Linked DNA regions of Homo sapiens: regions 1, 2 and 3 are each linked to region 4. Evidence: chromatin loops called from intact Hi-C (ENCODE). Cell type or tissue: gastrocnemius medialis. All regions are shown on one strand. Region 1 has its middle 100 kb from the start of FAM13C. Region 2 holds the start of FAM13C (family with sequence similarity 13 member C). Region 3 overlaps CCDC6 (coiled-coil domain containing 6). Region 4 overlaps PHYHIPL (phytanoyl-CoA 2-hydroxylase interacting protein like).

What was found. A loop is a pair of places that touch in the nucleus more often than their neighbours do. Peaks named below come from ENCODE experiments on the same cell type or tissue, not always from the same donor. Only the 100,000 strongest peaks of a DNase experiment are listed, where the experiment ranks them.
Region 1: it touches region 4 in a loop (11-fold over the local background); 52 of 110 quality-filtered maps call a loop at or near these places.
Region 2: it touches region 4 in a loop (2.1-fold over the local background); 20 of 110 quality-filtered maps call a loop at or near these places.
Region 3: it touches region 4 in a loop (3-fold over the local background); 22 of 110 quality-filtered maps call a loop at or near these places.

The regions. Positions count from the first base shown.
Region 1 is chr10:59,462,167-59,467,166 of GRCh38, forward strand. No RefSeq gene overlaps it. Among named protein-coding and RNA genes, the nearest start is that of FAM13C, 100 kb to the left of the region's middle. In gastrocnemius medialis, a CTCF peak has its summit at 3,093; no DNase peak of the experiment used is centred here.
Region 2 is chr10:59,360,068-59,365,067 of GRCh38, forward strand. It overlaps FAM13C (family with sequence similarity 13 member C), which reads right to left and starts at 2,482. Exons shown (of 14, transcript NM_198215.4): 1 at 2,332-2,482. The coding sequence starts at 2,393. It overlaps LOC124902428 (a long non-coding RNA gene), which reads left to right and starts at 1,832. Exons shown (of 2, transcript XR_007062148.1): 1 at 1,832-2,316; 2 at 3,001-3,447. In gastrocnemius medialis, a CTCF peak has its summit at 2,547; DNase peaks (open chromatin) are centred at 2,494 and 3,154; H3K4me3 peaks cover 3,333 bases; H3K27ac peaks cover 3,740 bases.
Region 3 is chr10:59,806,436-59,811,435 of GRCh38, forward strand. CCDC6 (coiled-coil domain containing 6) reads right to left here. Exons shown (of 9, transcript NM_005436.5): 6 at 487-643. Among named protein-coding and RNA genes, the nearest start is that of MRLN, 55 kb to the left of the region's middle. In gastrocnemius medialis, a CTCF peak has its summit at 3,123 (motif pointing left); DNase peaks (open chromatin) are centred at 1,396, 1,653 and 3,096; H3K27ac peaks cover 3,518 bases.
Region 4 is chr10:59,238,410-59,243,409 of GRCh38, forward strand. It overlaps PHYHIPL (phytanoyl-CoA 2-hydroxylase interacting protein like), which reads left to right. Exons shown (of 5, transcript NM_032439.4): 4 at 179-296. Among named protein-coding and RNA genes, the nearest start is that of PHYHIPL, 64 kb to the left of the region's middle. In gastrocnemius medialis, a CTCF peak has its summit at 2,370 (motif pointing right); no DNase peak of the experiment used is centred here; H3K27ac peaks cover 354 bases.

The sequences.
Region 1 (5,000 bases), 220 kb after region 4:
CAAAAATCAGGACAGATATATTTCTCTCTGATTAACAGAGCAACCACTGTATTTATAACTCTGTAACACTAAGGAATTATTGAGCACCTTTTTGTATAAGGTGCTTGAAAGGATATTTAGTTTTATAAGACACAGCCTCCACTCTCAAAGTACTATAGAATCTATAACTTCCAGATGCCAAACATGAAACTGGTGCTGAATCCAACCCGAAAGAATTTACTCCCAAAGGATTAACACTTGGCCTCTTAAGTACAGCTTTAGTGCATTCTTCCATTCCCCTCTGCCTCAGTTGAATACACTACACCCAGAAGATGTGCATGGCAGAGTCTGAAGGAATTATCAGCTGTCAAGTACATGAAGAGGGTCAGTTGGACCTTAGTTATAGGCAGAATGGGTGATGGGTTGCTTGCTGTGAAATGAAATGAGGTGTGCCAGGCCATCCTCTGGCCAAAAACTAATCTATCTCCACCAAGACCTCAAGTAACCTGAAATTCTTGTATTAGAGATATATTGCTTTGAATCTTGAAGACTTTTTACCCTTCAAATATTCCCCATGAATAGGAAAACATCCTTTGAGTGACAACAACTAAGCAACTGTTAGCTCCCATCTTGAAAAGATATAAATTTATGTGCTATTTTTTCAGAACCATAAATCAGGGTACATGGTAAGTTTGAGAATACTTTTGTAAATAGTAATATATTTTTCAAAGTGATGAATTTGCCTAGAAATTCAGGATGTATAGTCACTATATCTACCATTACCCTTTTCTATTGGCTTAGAAAAGTTTGGAGACCTCACTGAGAAACTGCCCAATCCCTTCTTTCCTTCCTTCTTTCCTTCTTTCCTTCCTTCCTTCCTTCCTTCCTTCCTTCCTTCCTTCCTTCCTTCCTTCCTTCCTTTCTTTCCTTCACTCCTTTAAGGTTCAATCTTTCCAGCTGTCCAGACATTCAAATAAAGCAGAAGGTCATCTGGCTTGAGTTGCTTTATATCCACTTGACACATAAAGACATAAAGCCCTTCAGGCCTGTGATGCAGATATTCAGGGAGGAAAGGAAGAAGAAATAATTAGCAGGAAAGGATGTTTACAAGGGTGCTGAGATCAGAGTTGACCTGATATGAATACATACATTCATATACACACACATACAGGACTGTGTCCAGGAGTGGCTCGTGCCATGAAAAGGTCTATACTGCTTATGACCTTATAGATTACCGGTTAACACTTGTTGTTTACTAAATCATAAAAAATGCCAAAAATGACTAGTAGTTATTAAGATATATTTGAAAGGGGGACATGGAGGAGCAGAGGAAAAGGAGAGCAGTCATGCTGTCTGTGCTTTTCACTTATAGATACTTTAGGAATATTTATTGAATGAAATAATTAAATGAGTAAAAATGATGGCAAGCATGATAATGGTAATATTACAGTAATAACCACATTAAAATGCAAGAGGTGAAAGACTGATAAGTAGCTTTCCATATGTCATCAAATTAAGCACACTCTTGTCTCCACATTGATATTTTGAAAAAGTACAAAACACACCAGCACTTCCCAAGGGGGAAAAATGTCTAACAAACAAACCAAAATACCAAGTCTTGAACCCTTGCCTCTGTCTTTGTTATTTTTGTCTGCTCACTTTTCCAAAACAAGTAACTACTGACATTCTCAGCCTTTATAAATTGGCCTGGAACTATTATTTCCACTGGTTGACCTTAACATGAATCAGAAGCAACCAAAACCTTTTGCTTTTGTTAATTACAGGTTTTGAACTGGTCAAAAACTTCATTTGAGGCAAGGCCAGGTGGTGGAAAGTCCGCGACCCAGACTTAAGTGAATCATCTGTCAAAAAAGGGAGAACATGCTTCTCCATCACAGTGACATTTAAGATAGGCTCATCTTCTAGTTAGGAAGTGCTTTGCACATGTGTTATGCAGAAATGAAGCAACTCCAACCAGATGACCTTCTGCTCTATTTGATTTCCTGGACAGCTGGAAAGGCTGAACCTTAAATGCGTGAATGAATGGATTGGGCCGTCTCTTAGTGAGGTCTCCAAACTTTTCCAAGCCAATGGAAGAGTAATGGTGGATACAGTGAATATACATCTTGAATTTCTAGGAAAATCTAACATTTTGACAAATCTATCATTATCCACAAAAGTATTCTCACACATAACATGAACTCTGACTTAGGGTTCAGAAAAAAATGGCCCATAAATTTATGGATCAAGTCTCTTACTGGACAGTAGCTTGTGATTATAGAAATGATGCAATAGAATTGTTAGCTTAGTTTAAATTTGTTATGTTGTTATAAACTAAGAAAAATTAATCTCGATTTAACCCACTCTGCTTCATGGACCAAATGTTACATCCCAAATGTCTTTGAATATAACTGACAATGGTCCAGGCCAAAGAACAATAGATAAAAGGAATACACTAACAAAAATAGTAAATGATAATGGAATTCTCTTCTTAATCAGATTTTCTGATTACCTAAGGATTAGGCAAATCAACTTTTGCAAAAATAAACTTTCTAAAATGTATGAGTCATCCTTAAGAGTACAAATCTGGTGAATGAAATTAAATCTGTTTTTATGGGCTCAGGGTCATTATTCTCTACTTTAATTTTTCAGGGGTCATTTCTGAAAGTAGATGGGCAGACAGTGCAAGCCATTGGGCTAATGCTGGCTTGGCTTTAAAACAGATTCCAAAAGGTATTTAGGTGAGTGAGTTAAAAAATTAGATATATGCCATAAATTATTTTGTTTTTAAAACTTTTCTCCCAGTTCTGTTTAAGATTGAAGGGTGCTATTTAATAAATCTGCCTATTTTCTCATTGCCCATCTTTTTCCTACCTGCTATTATTGGTAGATGAAGGTTTTGCTGCCATTTTTTTAGTCAGCTTCTCTGAATTCTAGATATTTCTTCTTATTCTCATTTGAATGCCTGACTGTATCTTTGTCTGGTGTTTGTGGGAGGTGTCTGTGAACCTTGAATAAGAAACACCATCTGTGGTTCACTTCCTTGGCATAAGAGTCCATTTGGAGAGCTTTTTTGCCATTTGAAATGAAACTGCTGTGCTGCCCTCTGGCTGCTTCTGATAAAATCTAACAGAACAAAAACCACCACCTTGTTCCCTATAGGTCTTTCTCAGTTTGGGATTTCATGATTGTATCACAGCCTAGTTAGATACTCACTAATCACATCAAGTTGTGATTTTATTTCTTTCTGAGGACTGCAGACACTTTGAAATAAATTGCCTTGACCCTACCACCTGTTAATGTCCTCTGTAAGACTGCATGTGCACACTTGTGGTAATTTTCCAGCCACTAAGCTTGAGTGTATCTCCTGACAGTTCAAATATGCTGCTATTTCCCATTTTCACATCCCTTTGTTTGATACCTGCAGATCAGGAAAGTACCAGGTGAAATGCTATTTTATTTCCTGTACATTTTGCAAAAGGTAGAAGATTTTTAATGGTCTATCTCTGCAAGTGTCCAGAGGGGGATAAATAACTCATGTTGCTACACTGAAAATTTAATTATGATAAACACATTATATCTCACCAATTAGCTTCACCTCAGATCAGAAGGAAACACATCTTTAGCTAGCCCATCAGACAGCAGAAGCAGTCTCTACTTTTACACTTCAAAATGCTGAAATTCCTTCCATCCTTTCCAAGATGATAACAATCTATCAAATTCACAAAATTTTAACAATAACTGTAGCTTAAATTTCTAGAGGACCATTTGTCATTGCCTCTTGTTTGAAGAAGTTTTCAAACACAAAAAAAATGAATGTTAAGAGACTTTCATGTTCAGTTCTGACAAGTAAGAGCTTAGAAATTGTCGCTCCGAACTTTAGAACAAGAAAAAAAAACGCTGAACAAACTGAAAATCAATAACTTTTCTTGGACCATCAGAAAATTGAAGTCGCAGGATAAACAGCCACTCTGAAATCTGGAGAGATGAGAATATGAAGAAACACAGCCAAGATTAGCTAGCCCAGAGCAGAAGTTACTGGAGTCATACATTAGTAGAACTACCTAAATAGTTATTTGGATAAATTGCTCTAGGCTGAATGTAGGCTAGCATGAGAATGAGAAAACCTGGGGACTCAAGTCTTAGGGAGGCCTACCCAACTTTCATAGATAGATTTTACCTCCAGGAACCTCACCAGGTTCCCACAATAAAGAGCCAAGAAAAAATCACCTCATATCTTTAGCAAGGGAAGGGGGAAAATGATCATTTTGAAATGTTTTCAGTGTGTTCTTCACAACAATTTGCTCTGCTCAAGTGAAAAAGACTTCAGCAGAACCTTATCTCATATAGGCAGAGGAGCAATACCCAATTCCAGATCTCTTTAGCCTTCTATCTCACTCGAGGAGCAAGAAGAGGGGAAAAAAAGAAGTTGTAGTGAAACTTACAGCCCACAAGACACAGGCCCACAAAAACTCAGCTAATCTTAAGATTACTGAATACGACCCCTTACTCACTCCTTAGCATCACTTCAATAGGGCCTCAGTATAAACATGGATTACCACTTAGACTGTTTTAAGAAGGAATTCTTGGAAAGCCCAAAGACAGCAATGGGGACAAAAAGAAGAACACTAAAGGATTTTGAAATTCATAGCACCTACAGCTACAACAGACATTATAAGCAACATAACTCATAGCTACAGCAGCATAAAACCTCACACTAAAAGTCTATTTCTCTCACTTGTTACTACAAGTTATATCGTGTTTGGCTTTCAACAAAAATTACCAGGAATGTAAAAATGAATTCTGAAGTGACAAAGCAAGTATCAGAACCAGATTCAGATATGATACAGATTTTGGAATTATAAGACCTGGAATCTAAAGTAACTTTGATTATTATATTAAGGGCTCTAATGGAAAAGGTGGGCAACCTGCAAGAACAGATGTGTAATGTAAAGAGAGAAATGGAAACTCTAAGAAAGAATCAAAAGGAAATGCTAGAAATAAAAAACACTGTAAGATAA
Region 2 (5,000 bases), 120 kb after region 4:
GGGAAAAACCAAGAAGAAAATAAAATCTGTCCTTGAGTCCCTCCCAATTTCCCTTTCCCCTTGACTCTTCTAGGACTCCCAGCTGGCCAAGCATAACCATAACCATAACAGGTTAGAAAATAGGTTAGGTAAAATAATTCATATTAAAGTATTCATGACAATTTGAATCCACTTCCCAAGGGCACAAACTTTTTAATTTCCAATTTAATAAGGGTCACTACCAGAGGCCTTCATCCAAAGAAATCATCTCTAGGTGAAATTTCAGGCATCGAAGAAAATAAGTGGGTGTGAGTAGAAGGATGTAGGAATGGGGTGGGGACAGGAGGCAGAGGAGCTCTTCTTGTATCCAGAACATAGAGGGGAGAAAAGTCCCTCCTCCGTGTAGGCCAAGACCACACCCAAACATTTCCTGAGAACCTGCTATGTCTGTGTCTCAGGATATAGCACCTTGGTCCTGAGGGCTATGGGGTCATGCCCAGAGAAGCACGGGATATGGGTCATATTACTGAGGTGAGGGGAAAATGTTATTGTGGCAATGACTAGTTTTAAACAGTCCTAGTCAATGATGTGTTATACCTATGAAGCTTTTGGTATGTTCTCAATAGGCTCCTTAGATTTTTATATTAGCCAAATGGCATACCAATTATCTCTCAGTGCCTTTTAAAATAAATCACTGTCACTCCTCTGAAAGTAAAAACATGATCTTATGCAATCAGAACTCCTTGGGGAGTGTCCAAAGACAAGGCACCAGGCTCTCCCCAGCATTTAACCACGAAACCTCTACAGAAAAAAAAAAAAAAAAAAAAAAAAAAGTCCACGTGAAATCTGGAGCTAAGTGTCTCCATTTTGAACCTGCCGTGCCTGTGACTGACCGAGGATTTGGCCACACCAGGCTCCTGAGAATCGGGGCCAGAAAGCACTTAGTACTTTAAGCACAGCAAAGGGAGGAGAGCAGTACCTGTGCACCTGGAGCAGGAAGTCCAGGCCTCATCTTCGGCCTGCAGATGCACACTTTGGCACACCTCTCTCCCCTTCTCTCAGGCCTTTAGAAAAGCAACATTGCAGCACAGGTTACCAAGCAATCTTATAAACAGAATGTGGGTCCAAATGAGTATTTTACATTGCTTCTTCTAAAGTCAATCCTGTTTTTTTTTTTAAGTGACTCCACTTAAGTCTGCTCAAAACTGGACACTAAAGGAGCAGCACAGCAAAAGAGAGAAACAAAAGAATGTGGAAAACAAGAGGGCCTAGGAAGCACTGTAAACCTTATCCCTCCCTCACCAAGTCATTGTGATAGTGGCAGGACTTGGAAGCCAAAAGCAAAACATTTATTTGCTTTTTAGGGAATTTTAGCAAACAGCTCCCCAGTTAGTTAAGCCTTCTACATCAAACTCATAACATTTTTTAAATGTAGTTGAGGATACAACTTTACACATGCCTTTTTCCTGAAAAGATGTTTAGAGTGGCTTCTACAAAGGTCCCAGAAGTAAACATCATGAATTAGCCTAGAGAAAGAATGCTAGATGAAGTACATATTCATATATATATATGTATATATAAATTACATACAGTATTAGCAAAATACACTACCTGTTAATTTTTAACAAATATAGTATAATATTAGGAAAACATTAAGGAAGGGATGTCAAAAATTAAAACTATAGCATATAAATATCTTTAAAAAAATACTGTGCTTGCTGGTACGCTCCTTCATTCACACTCCTTCATTCCATGTTTGAAGGGTGTTAGTTGCCCTAATCAACAGCTTTAACCATAGGACTAGGTGACTCATTCGTCCCATAGTCACATCTCTGTAGTCAGAAGACAAACATGACAAAGGGCATGCACAAAAAGTTTACTCTGATATGCCTTAAAAATCTGTAGACAAGAGAGGGCCAAGATAAGTTTAGCCTGTTTACCACATGCTGGAATTCAGCTCATTTCACATCTATCTTCTATTGCTGTAAATGTATATAGTGTGCACTCCATGAAAACTGACACCAATGTTGGCAAAATACAACAAAGCTTCCTAACACATCAAATGGATTTTTAAAAATCTGAGCTCCAAGAACACATATCTTGGAGCACTGAGCTCCTGCAAGCAATCAGCTGGTTTTAATTTCTCTCCCGCAGCTGCTAAAATGCTGGTTTCAACCTGTAAAGATTTCTGGGCCCCACCAGTCAGCACGTCTCACGGTCTTCACAGCCCCAGATTCCGGGAGACAATGCATCTAAAACGAACAGCGGCTGGGAACGGTGGAGGATACCTTCACGATAGTTGCTTCCAGAGAAAGGCATGCAAGTCTAATTTTAATGGTAAGAATCACTTACTCTGTTACAGTGGTGCTGCTGAAGGAATTATCCTGAAGGCTGAAACAGAAACAAGAAAACATCAGCCAAGTCTGGCCGGGGAGCCGTCTCCCTGATTGCTCTCCGGGAGTTAGAGCACATACACAAACATGGCATTGCAAGGCAAGTCTCCGGGCTCGCCCGGCACGCTCGCTCTACCTTGGGCTGCTGTCTGCACATGCTCGTAACGACACCCCCAGCAGGGGCCCAGCGGCACGGGCGAACCACAAAGCCCGGCAGCCCGCGAGGCTGCGGGGACAGAGCTGGGCGGGGCGCGGCGGCGGGGCTGGGACCCCGGGATCCAGCGAGGAGCACCTGGAGAGTTACCACACGACCCCGACCTCGCCAGCCCAGGCGCCGCGTTTAATCTTGGGCTCTTTGTGCCAGCCACCCCCCGAGGCTGGCAATGAGAATGCCCCAGTGTTTCTGCCGAAGTGCTGAAATACCCGGGAGACTTGCTTTCTTCCACATGTCTCCTACCAATTTTACAGAGCTCACCCCAACCCCCCACACTCCCACCCCACCCCCAGGGATGGAGGCTCGCAGAGATTCATCCATCGTTCAGAAAAAGTCAGGAGAGAACAAGAAGGGGGAGGGGGATATTGCTGCTGTTTGGTGTTTTATTTTGTGTGTGTGTTTTTTGTTGCCTAGGAAAAAGAATAGGCTCTAAAGCAGGGCTGGCTGCATCACACCTGATCTGTCTAGAGCGCTCTTATTTCAGTCCCAGAGAGGAAGCGCCCAGCCCCGGACTACAGAGCTGTGAATGAACCCACGCAGGGCGAGTGGAGAATTTATTCCAGGGGTTAGCTGGTGATTAGGACACCGTGCAAGGGGTGGGGCTTGCTATGCCTAGAGCAGCCCGCTTGAGCTCAGCTCCCTAGCTAGCACCTTTACAAAGGATGGAGAGACGGAATCCGCAAACGCTATCCCTTTGAATAAAGGCAGCCTTGTTAGGGAAAGGAAAGACTGTCAGTCCCCCCACTGGCTTCTTTCCCTTGGGGATATTTGTTCTGCCCTCTTTGTATTGTTCATTTCTCCTGCCATGTTGACCTGGATATGGGATGTAGCATCTATTAAAGATTCTTATTTGAATTTGAATTATTTTATTTGAATTTTGAAATAAGATTCCCATCCCCCTTTTTAATCTTTCTACTCCCAGAAGCAGCTAGGATAGTGGTTTTTAGTCCAAACCTATGTAAGTTAATGAGTTAACATAACAACAAAAAACTCATAATTTTTCTAATTGGGCAATTAAAAACTTTACCAAAACTTGGAAATAATGGGGAAGAGCATGACCTTTCAATGTCAAACTGAGACATCGGTTAACAAGTCCACCCAGGGGCCAGTTAATTCTCCAGTTGTGTTTGGCTTTGCTCTTCACTATTGATTAGATTCCAGCCACAGTGAAGTTCTGTGGTCACTTGCACATTTTATTCAGCCTGTTCAGAGAAAAAGATAATCGCAGCGTTTATGATTTTATTGCAATATAGGAAGATAACCAATTTTGCATCTAACCAAATAATCATTTTGCATCTAACCAAACTTTCTTTCTAAATACCTGTAAATCCACAGATCCTCAAAATGCTTTTGGAACCAGCTTCATCATCTTACAGTTTTCCCCATTAATAAGTGAATAGATCTCTGCTGCCTGCCTATGTTTGTATGAGAGTTGTATTTTAACTTTTTAAATTTATACCTTGAAAAATAAAAATTGAGTTTTCAAAGAAAAACAGGTTTCATTAAGGTTCTTTGCAATTTTGCTTTCCTCTCTCCAAATATTTTTAAAATCAGCTAAATAAAAACCTAATATGGTCTTAGACTGAATTCTATGGACTAAAATAAGTTCAGGAATATTAATCCTTTGTATGTATAACTATACAGTACATATTTGTTCCGAAGCCACCTACTATTTCATTTGAGCTAGGTTCAGGAGTAAGAGACATCGCTGCTTCACTGTATTCATTATTTAGCCATTTCAAAGTGAGATCTGTTCTTTGTTTATTCAGACTGATGAAGGTAAGTCTATATTCAGCCTTCTGACTGACTTATGGTTTCATAGATTACATGGTTGTTAATTTCCCATATGGTTGTTAATTTCCAGAAACCCCTTGTACTCATTGACTATGGTGTTTATTCCAAGTGTTCCAGTGTGGAGAAAGATCACACTTTTCTCCTATAAATACTCCCAGTGATCCACTTGTAATGGAAATGTTCAATGCTTTTAATTTGAAATAGGACTTGGACATTTAATTAAGAACAACCTTAATTAAATGGTTGATTTTCTTATATACTGCCAAATACTGTTTTTTTTTCATTCTATGAAATGAATTGGGCCCTTTGAAAATAAAATGAAATAACAAATGTACCCAATAAATGCAAGTATTCAATAATGTCCAAGGAAAAGAAATAAAAATTCTCAGCAACTCGTGAATAGGAAGGACCAAAATTAGGTTTTAGGCAGTACCCACATACAATGAAAACAACTGGTTGATACAGTTGATTATGGATAAAAACCAAAACATCCCTGAAAAAACATTATTTGGCAGTATATAACAAAATCAACCATTTTAATTTTTACTTCTCAATTAATTCTTATGACATTTGTTTTCATCTTAAATCAGGTTTAGAAATTGTCTTTGTAAGTGGCTTTT
Region 3 (5,000 bases), 570 kb after region 4:
AAGGCTCAAAAGTTATCAAGTGTGTTAAGGCAAGTCCTTGGGATTTCAACAACCCCCACCTGTGTCCCTACTGATTCTTTTCAACCTACGCATGCACTGTTTTCCTCGAGCTGCACTATAGCTTGCTTATCCTTATACAGTACAGGAATTAATATGTTCCCATGCTTTAAACAGATATGACACTGGATTAAACTAATTCAACAACAAATGCAAACTCTGCTGCTTCTCTAATATAACCCTGTCTCCATTTCTCTCCCCACCAAATGATTTTAGAGAGGTGATTTTTTTCATCTTTTTGTGTTTAAGGAAAATGTTCAATCTTTATCCCATTCTTGGCATCTACTATAACGCAGTGGCATTCATTAGCACAATAAATACATATTTAAGCCATCCCCTTATACACCTAACAGGATACCAAAGAAAACCTCTGTAGAACCTGGGTTTTATTTTTTAAACAAAAACAAGGCTCATAAGACATGCACACACCTTTCGTCGTCCATTTCTAAGCTGGACTCACTCTCGGAGAGCTGTCGACAGAGGGCTTCTCTTCTCTCCATCTCCCTCTGCAGCTTCCTCTGGAGCCTCAAGTTCTCTTCTCTCATGTGACGTTCCTCCTCCAGATACTGTGCCATTTTCTCTGAATCTGAAAAGTCAGAGTTTTCAATTAAACCATGTTTCATGCAATCATATCCAAATCTAAAAAAAAGGAGACTTCAGTTCAGCCCCTATGCCATAGACAGAGGGAATTGTTACAAGATGGTCTTTCTGGTCGGGTATGGTGGCTCACACTTGTAATCCTGGCACTTGGGGAGGCTGAGGAAGGCGGATCACCTGATGTCAGGAGTTCGAGACCAGCCTGGCTAACATGGTGAAACTCAGTCTCTACTAAAAATACAAACATTAGCTGGGCGTGGTGGCAGGCACCTGTAATCCCAGCTATTCGGGAGGCTGAGGCAGGAGAACTGCTTGAACTCAGGAGGTGGAGGTTGTAGTGAGCGAGACTGAGCTACTGCACTTCAGCCTGGGCAACACAGCAAGACTCTGTCTCAAAAAACAAAGAAACAAAAAAGATATCTGGTCTTTCTCATTCTCCCACACATAGATGAGATATGGATTTAAAGTTTATCTCAAGTATAAAAGTTTACCAATTATTTGCATTTAGAAAAAAATATAAAAGGCAGTGTTGGCAGGTTAGGCATCGTCACTCCCACTCATTTGCATTCTAAAGTGCTTTAAGTAGAAGAGGAAATGGTGGAATTGGAGTCTACAAGTAGCCACTACAAGAGCTCTTCTCTACATTGCCAGAGCTGGGAAAGGAGGGAGGCCCAGATTCTGCCCATGGGCTCTGCTCTAGACACCAGTTTGGCTGCCTCTCAACTCCAGACACAGCAAGCCATCTAGGGGAGCCTGTGACACTTGTTGGCATTCCCGCTGTGCACAGTGGTGGCGGCACACCAAGAACCACTGTACTAGAACATGTGATAACAGTTAACATTCTTTTCACGAGAATAGACATTGACATAGTAAACTAGAAAACTTCAGATTAATATTTCCAAGTCTAATTTGTGGTGTGTGTGTGGCTGTCTGTTACCCTGACTCACACACACGTAGCGGCAGAGGGCAGGTGAAGTCCTGTATATAGCTGGCACCTCTAGGGATGGCATCTTGCTTATGACAAATACCCCTTCCTCAGGAGCTCCCCCACAAATCCAGGTCTCTGCTACAGCACCCATCTCCCAGGACAGAGCTGACTAGCCCTGGCACTAGCTGTTGGACCCAGGCTGAGCCACTTAGACTACCTCTCCCAGGAATCTGAAATGGGGAACTGACATCTTTATGGGGATCCAGGGTCTGCTTCAGCTAAGTTCCCCGGAGCCATCAAAACTCTTGTCCTTCCAAGGTTATTCTTCACAGGATTCTGTGGCATACTCCACAACCTTCCAAAAAAAGAAAAACACGTCTTCCTTCCTCTTTTGACAACCTCCCCACCGCCCCCATTCCTTTCTGGTTTATCTCACACAGAATCTGCTACCAAGTAACCAGAATTATCTAATACAAAATGTGGTGTCTACCCATCTTCTTGCTTCATTTCTTTTCCTTGTCTTTGTCAATGAACTTGGGAAAAGTAAAATCTCCATATACTTCTCTTTTCTGAAAAGCAGCTACAAATTCAGTGGCCATGAGCACGTCTAAGAGAGTTTCCTGTAGGCTGCTGTTCCATATTGTCAGTTCGGTCCAAATTTAGGGAAGAAGGAGGGAGCTGAATGCCACAATGAGCATTTTTCTCCCACAGACTGACCCTATTTCAACTCTCAATGCCCATCAAATTAGTTTCAGTTTTAAGCAACTCTACAAAGGTCTGGCATTTTAGCCAATAAAGACTTCTGATAAGTATTCAATGATTTCCAAGACAGCATCATTACAGATATACAAAAGCTCTTGAATATCCTTATTTTAGAAATTCAAATAAAAATACCAAAATTATTAAACACTATTACGTGCACTAAACACTAAATCCCTTGGCTGTTTCAACATAGCCAGAAACCCCGCTGTCTAATCCAGACACAAAAATCTCTTTAATTGAAGGCATGCTGGGAAAATATTTACAAAGTACACTTTTAATATAAACGATTTAAATTATTTGATCCCAAATATGCAAGCATGCAGAATTTTTCACTTGGCTCTACAGGAAACAAAAGATTGACCCCTTGGAGTATTTGCTGTTTCTAGAACTAGAAGGGTGACTGTCAGAGCAAGCTGACTTTCTTTTCCATAATAGGACTCTTATAATGCCTTTTACAGGAAGGGTGCTGGAGACTACCATGAAATCCTTTGCAGAATTAACATTAGTGAGGCTCCAAGAACAATAACTTCAGAGAACATTGTCTTTCAAAGAAAAAATGGCAATCCTTTAGCATCGGGGAACTCAGCAGGGGGATCCTTAAACAATATATCTATAGATAAGAATGTCCCCTGCAGTGATCGGCTGGGAAGACTTCCTGGCAGTTCAGCAATTGACCTAGAAGACAGAGGCACAGAGAAGGCACCAGGTCCAACACCTCTGGGTGTCACTGACTCACACACAGAAGGCTGTCACCAGAGCATTCCTTGGCTGCCCCCTGCTGGCACACAGCCTCACCTGACCAGATTTGTTCCTATGAGTCCTCCTCCTTCCTCTTGCACACAGAACTCCCTAGTACTTAGGGGCCACAGCTTATATTTCCCCAGGTCTACAGCCATCTCCCAATATAGTAGGCCCTCACTTAACATCATCCACAGATCCTTGGAAACTGTGACTTTAAGTGAAACAACATATGTATGCCATAGGAACTTAACTCTTGTTTGTATCAGTTAGCCTACGGTAAAATTGGTTTGGTTATACAGAAAGTTGTTTCACTTAAAGTCTCAGTTTCCAAGAACCCAAGGATGATGTGAAGTAAGGACTTACTGTATTTTAGTCAAAGATGGTGTGAACTGCGGATGACTTCCACACAGATTCCAAAGAGGTGGCTCCCAAATGATCCAAAGATCTGCATGGCTTGCATTCCCTTCCAAGTTCACAGTTAGAAAATACCAGTGCCCAGACTATACCCCAAGCCAATTCAGTCAGAATTCCAAGGATGAGTCCTAGCCACTGGTCTATTAAAAGCTGGCCAGGCGATGCCAACGTTCAAACATTGCTGAGAACTGTTGAGAGAGAGGTTCAAGTTCAGATGCAGTCAAGCTTGGAGGGTGAGGAGCCACCTGCCATAGCTGCATCCAAAAGAGGCCCAGGTCATCTAACCTAAGGAGAATGCAAGGAATGGATGATGAAAAGTCACTAACACATCCTTTAGGCCCAATCCAATCACTGCAAGCAGCTAAGTGCCACTGCTGCTTCTTTAGTTCAGCTTTCTCTGTCCTCACAAAATCAGAAATAGCACTTACAAATGCCTCTGTTAGTATCTGCAGTCTCTTCAGACTAAACAGTGCAGTATGGAGATAGTAGTAAGCATACATTCTCCCCAAATTCCTTCTGAAATTTTTGCTAGGGGCACGATGGAGCAGTATAAAGGAGGAGGAAAAATGCAAACTGACAGCACGGGAAAAAGTTCAGGAAGGTGCTGAAAGATGTTTGTGTACTCACATGGTAAAAACTCAAAAATCTTAAAATAACTAATATTTGAGAACTATTTGATATATCTCATTTGATTTCCACCAAACACACATAGTAATTAACAACCTGAGGTCCACATCAGGATTACTTATATATATATTTTTTTAATATGCTCCTTTTTTACTCCATGGAGTAAGCCCAGAAACCTGTATGGTGCTAGAATAGTGATTCCCTAAAGATGTCCACATGCTAATCCCCAAAACCTATAAATGCTACTAACCTCACTTGACAGAAGGGCCTTTGCAGAAGTGATTAAGTTAAGGGGCTTGAGATGGGTAGATTATCCTAGATTATCACAGTGGGCCCAACATAATCACAAGGATCCTAATAAAGGGAGGCAGGGGAATCAGAGTGAAAAGAAGATGTAACAACAGAGGCAGAGGTGGGGTGGTACGACTGCAAGGAAGGGGCCACAAGCCAGGGAATCCAGGCAGCCTCTAGAGCTGGAAAAGGCGAGGAAACAGAGGCTCCCCAACAACCTCCAGAAGGATGGCTGCCCTGATGACACCCTGATTTTAGCCTAGTGAGTCCCATCTTAGAACTGTAAGATGGTTAAGTTTGTATTGTTTTGAGCCTCTAGGTTTGTGGTAATTTGTAATAGCAGAAATAGGAAAGTACTACACCATATTTCTCAAAGGCTCCAAGGATGATACTGATACACCATCCCAGATGCTCCACGGCACAAGAATTTGTAAGGAACTTCAGAGACGAAAACAAAGGTAGGAACCACTGAACTTTTTAAAATGCACATTCCATGTGGCCCAACAAATCCACTTCCTGGAATCTATCCTGAAGGTGTTCCTGCACAGGTATCAAACACGTGTATAGAGATGTTCATTGCGGT
Region 4 (5,000 bases):
TTTGTAGGAAGAAAAATGTGCCACACAGACAATGAATATTTTCTTTTTTAAATGGAATTTCCTATTTATTAAGTTGAATTCCCTAGAGGTGAATTTTAATAATCTTCAATTTATTAAGTATATGGTTGGTACTTTTGGTGCAATATTTTTAATAACAGACTTTTTGGGTTTTTTCCAGACTATTCAAAAGTTCATCTAACACAATTGTTGGAGAAGGCTGAAGTGATTGCAGGACGCATGCTTAAGTTTTCTGTTTTTTATCGTAATCAGCACAAAGAATATTTTGACTATGTTCGGTAAGATTCAAAAATATATAGTGATTTGTTTTACTAAATATAGTTTCAAATTCTAGGCTCAGGTTTCCCTTGACTCTAGTTTTGTCGAATAGCAATTCTAGATTTCTTTTCAAAATAACGATATGGAATTTTATTTTCCAGAAAAATTAAGTAGAAAAAGATCATGGGATTTTTTTCTATTTCACTTAGATTCCTTTCCATAATCATTTGTGATACCAGTTCCTGCCCATTTGACTAGAGGATCTTAAACCTGTGGTATTTAGATCGATGAGCATTTCAGGTACACACTCGTCCTGCTGTCTGCATCATACTGACTACTAATTTTTTCCTCTTTTCATGGGTCTTTTTAAGACATTGAAAATGAGAGTATAAAAGAGTGACTGTTTAATGAAATATTATGGTGAATCAGGTGGGATTTGCAGACTTCTACCTAAGTAGAAGTCTTTTAGCTGTTGTATTAGTGTGTTTTTCAGGCTGCTGATAAAATGTACCCGAGATTGGGCAATTTAAAAAAGAAAGAAGTTTGTTGGACTTACAGTTCCACATGGCTGGAGAGGCCTCACAATCATGGTGGAAGGCAAGGAGAAGCAAGTCACATCTTACATGGATAGCAACAGGCAAAAAGAGAGCTTGTGCACGGAAACTCCCCTTTTAAAACCATCAGATCTCATGAGACTCATTCACTATCATGAGAACAGCACAGGAAAGATTTCCCCCTCCCCATAATTCAATCAACTCCCACTGGGTTCCTCCCATGACATGTGGGAATTGTGGGAGTTACAATTCAAGATGAGATTTGGGTGGGGACACAGCCAAAACATATCAGCTGTTATCTTGAATTAATTATCATGAGGATAATCTCCTTTGTTTACTTTTAAATTCTAGTGATTTTACTAGAATTTCTAAGATAGCCTATGTTTATCCCTGGAAGCAGTTCCTGAGAAGTTAAAAGAACTCTATCCTGCAGGTAGTTTTTATATTTACAGCACTTTCATATTTGTAGAAGAAAATTTGAAGAGAATAAATAGCCAGATGTCTGTTTTGTGTTTTAAAAGCCTTAGTCTCACTAAGGCTTTTAAAATGGCAAATGCTATATAGGTTGTAAAACTTCTTACACAGCATTCCCTATAATTTATCATTTTAAAAGCTTCACTTCAGACTCTAAAGCATCTTAAGTTGACAGGACTATGTATGAAAAATATTTAGGAAACTTTGTTGTGTTCTTTGTATTTGTTTGTTTGAAGACCATGGTTCCAGATTTAAATCAGCTTCAAGCTGTGGAAAATGCAACAGGAATCAGAGAGAGAAGAACACACGTAGGCATCTGTGTTCTTCAAATTAAGTACTTAGCAATAGAATGTATTTTTATATATTTTGATGGTGAAAAAATATTCCTGCCATTTGTTTGAATATCTTATAAATACAGAGTTTAGTCCTTCATTTTCTCAATTGGTATATACCCTAGAGTCCATATATTTCCTGGTAGATACCATTCACCTAATTTAGAGAGTACAGACTGATAGATATAACATAAATTATTGTGCTTGTCAGTTGTGGATTGGCAATGACCATATAGACTTAGCAAGGAAGGTGTTTCTTTATACAGATGCTCCTTGACTTGCAATGGGGTTATGTCCTGTTAAACCCATTGTAAGTTGAAAATATCAAGTTGAAAATTCATTTAATACACCTAACTTACAAAACATCATAGCTTAGCCTAGCCTCCTTAAACATTTTCAGATAACTTACGTTAGCCTACAGTTGGGCAAAATTATCTAACAGAAAGTCTATTTTATAAAAAAAAAAAGTGTTGAAAAGATCAACATTCAAAGTACAGTTTCTACTGAATGTGCATCATTTTCACACCATCATAAAGTCAAACAATTGTAAGCCAAACCATCATAAGTCAGGGACTGTCTGTATTTGTTACGCATAAAATTTGAAAACAAAAAAAACCCCTCCATATTTCTGTTGTCTTTGGTAAGAAATACATCAAAAGAATAAATAATTACATCTTTGATTTTAGGTTTATATTCCTGGAACATTGCCAATATCTATTTTAGGTGGCCACTGGAGGGCAGTATCTCTCTGTGATTTTTCTCTGTCCCTTAGATGGGAACTGGCCTTTGTTTTTAGGTCCTTTAGTAATCTAAAGTTTGCTTCATCTGTTTTCAAAAATGCTTCCAAGAATAAATAAATAAAGACAGAGTGCCTAGAAAATGGATAATTATTGTGTATATTGCATGATTTTACTCCCAGCTACCAGTATGAAAGCTGTGTTTACTAACAAGAAAATTTACCTTTGTTAAGTTTTCCATAATGATAGTTATAAAATCCATGTAAAATATGTCTTGGTGCAGTACGTATAAATAAATATACTTTCCACAGAGTGGTATAATTTTTCAACATTGCTTTTTTAAGAAGCCTTATTAAAAAGTAGTAGACATAAATTCCATGGATGTTGATTTTCTTTTTGTCATTAACTCTAATTAAGACACATTTCCTTGATTAAAATCCATTTTAAATATCATCTTGTTATTCAGAATGCTTGAATAGAAAGGAAACTTTTAATTACTGGATACACTTTCCAAAGTTTATAATCCATTTTGAATTATGAAAAACTGGATAAATACTTACTCAGTCCATAAGAAATCAACTCATTTTGACCTCTTCCTCTAGAAATGAATTCCTAAATGAACATTACTTTCCCATACTCCAAATGAAAACACCACTTTCTTTCTTACCTCTTGTTCATATTCACTAGGTAGTCTAATTGTCCTTAAAACTCCTTTTATATCTGAAGGGTTTCAGGAATTCACTGAGATTGGTAGACATGTGTAGGAATTCCTCTACCTCTGGTGTCAAATTGTATATCCTCAAAGTGTAGGTTCTAGTACATATTTTCTGTTTATATATATGTTGCTGTTATTATTTCATGTAATTGCACTTATAGATCCATGTAGGACACATATCATAGATATTTGGATTTTGTTAATGAGAATGTAACAAGGGCGAGAAATTTTGAACAGGGACAAGATGGGTAGATTCTCTTTTCCTTATTTCGCCCACATCTATCTATTGTTTACTCTTCACTCAAGAAACAGTCATTATTGAGCACTTCAATATGTTAATGGGATACAAAGATATCTCTTTTGTCTGTGCCAATGAGCACAGACAAAAAAGAAATAAAGAACACCAGAAAGTATGTTCCCTTTACCCACAGGATTGGGAAAGAGACTGAGATGACTTTGAATACAGAAACCTTTTAGACAATAACCACCATACCCCAGGCAAACAGTATAGGAAAAAAACAAACAAACCGTAGTCCCTCATGTACCAGCCAAGGCTAAGTGAGGAACCTAGACCTCTATCCTCTCACATCTGTAAGGGGACACCCTTCTCCTTCCATCCTCTGCTAGGGTGGTATCAGAGAAGCCTGAATAGGGAGCCTGGATTTTCCACCACTGCCCAAAGAAAATGAGGCTTGCCCTCATAGTGTGTGAAGCCACATGTCAAGTACTAATGAGACACCCCTTCTCTCTCTGATCTAGAGTATGTTAGCACAGGCTTAGTGGGAGCCTAAACTCCTACCTCCTCCAAGTAGTAACTGACCCTCCTACCCTGTGTCACCGGAGACTGAGTAGGAAACCTGGACTTTTAGCCCCATCTGACATCAATGAAGTGACTACCCCATACTCTTCACCCACTGGTAGATAGTCAGGAGGAGGCCTGCTAAAAATGCTAGATTTAAATATGATCCAGAATATAATAACATAAAACTTAAAATGTCCAGGATACAAATGGAACTCAGGTATCACACCAAGAACCAGGAAAATCTTAACCTGAATGAGAAAAGATAATCAAAGATACAAAAACCAAAATAATGCAGATCTTGGAATTATCTGACAAAGATATTTAAGCAGCCACCATAAAAATGGTTCAAGAAGCACATACTAACACACTTGAAACACATAAAAACGGAAGCAGCAAAGAAATAGAAGATACAAAGAATTAAATGAAAATTTTGGAACATAAAAACACAGTAAGTAAAGTCAAAAGCTGGATAGACTCCATGGATTCCACAGCAGATTCAAGAGGACAAAGAGAAAAAAATCAGTAAACTTGAAGATAGAATAGAAATTACGCAAATTGAACAACAGAGATAAAACTCACCGAAAAATATATATCAGTCTTATGGACATGTGAGACTATAGCAGATCTAATATTCATGTTGTTAAAGTCAAGAAGGAAAAGACAAAGAGGGTGGGGCTGAAAAAGTATTCATAGAATTAATAGCCGAAATGTTCCCAAATTTGCCAAACAACATAAACATACAGATTCAAGCTGAGAAAACCCTAAATGGGATAAACCCAAAGAAATCCATGCCAAGATATATTACAAACTGAAAACTGCAGGCCAAAGGAAAAAAAAAAAACATTGAAAGTGGTGAGATACAAGACACCTTATGTATAAGGAAAAATAAAACAATTTGAATGACATCATCATCAGAAATTACCTAGCAAAAGAAAGTGACACAATATTTTCAAATGCTGAACGAGCACTGTCAACTGAGAATCCTATATCCGGTGAAAATATCCTTCAATAATAAAAGGGAATTAAGATATGCTCAGATGAAGGAAAACTAAGGGGATTTGTCAACAGCATATCTATCCTAAAGGAAGTTTCTGAAACAGGAAGGAAGGA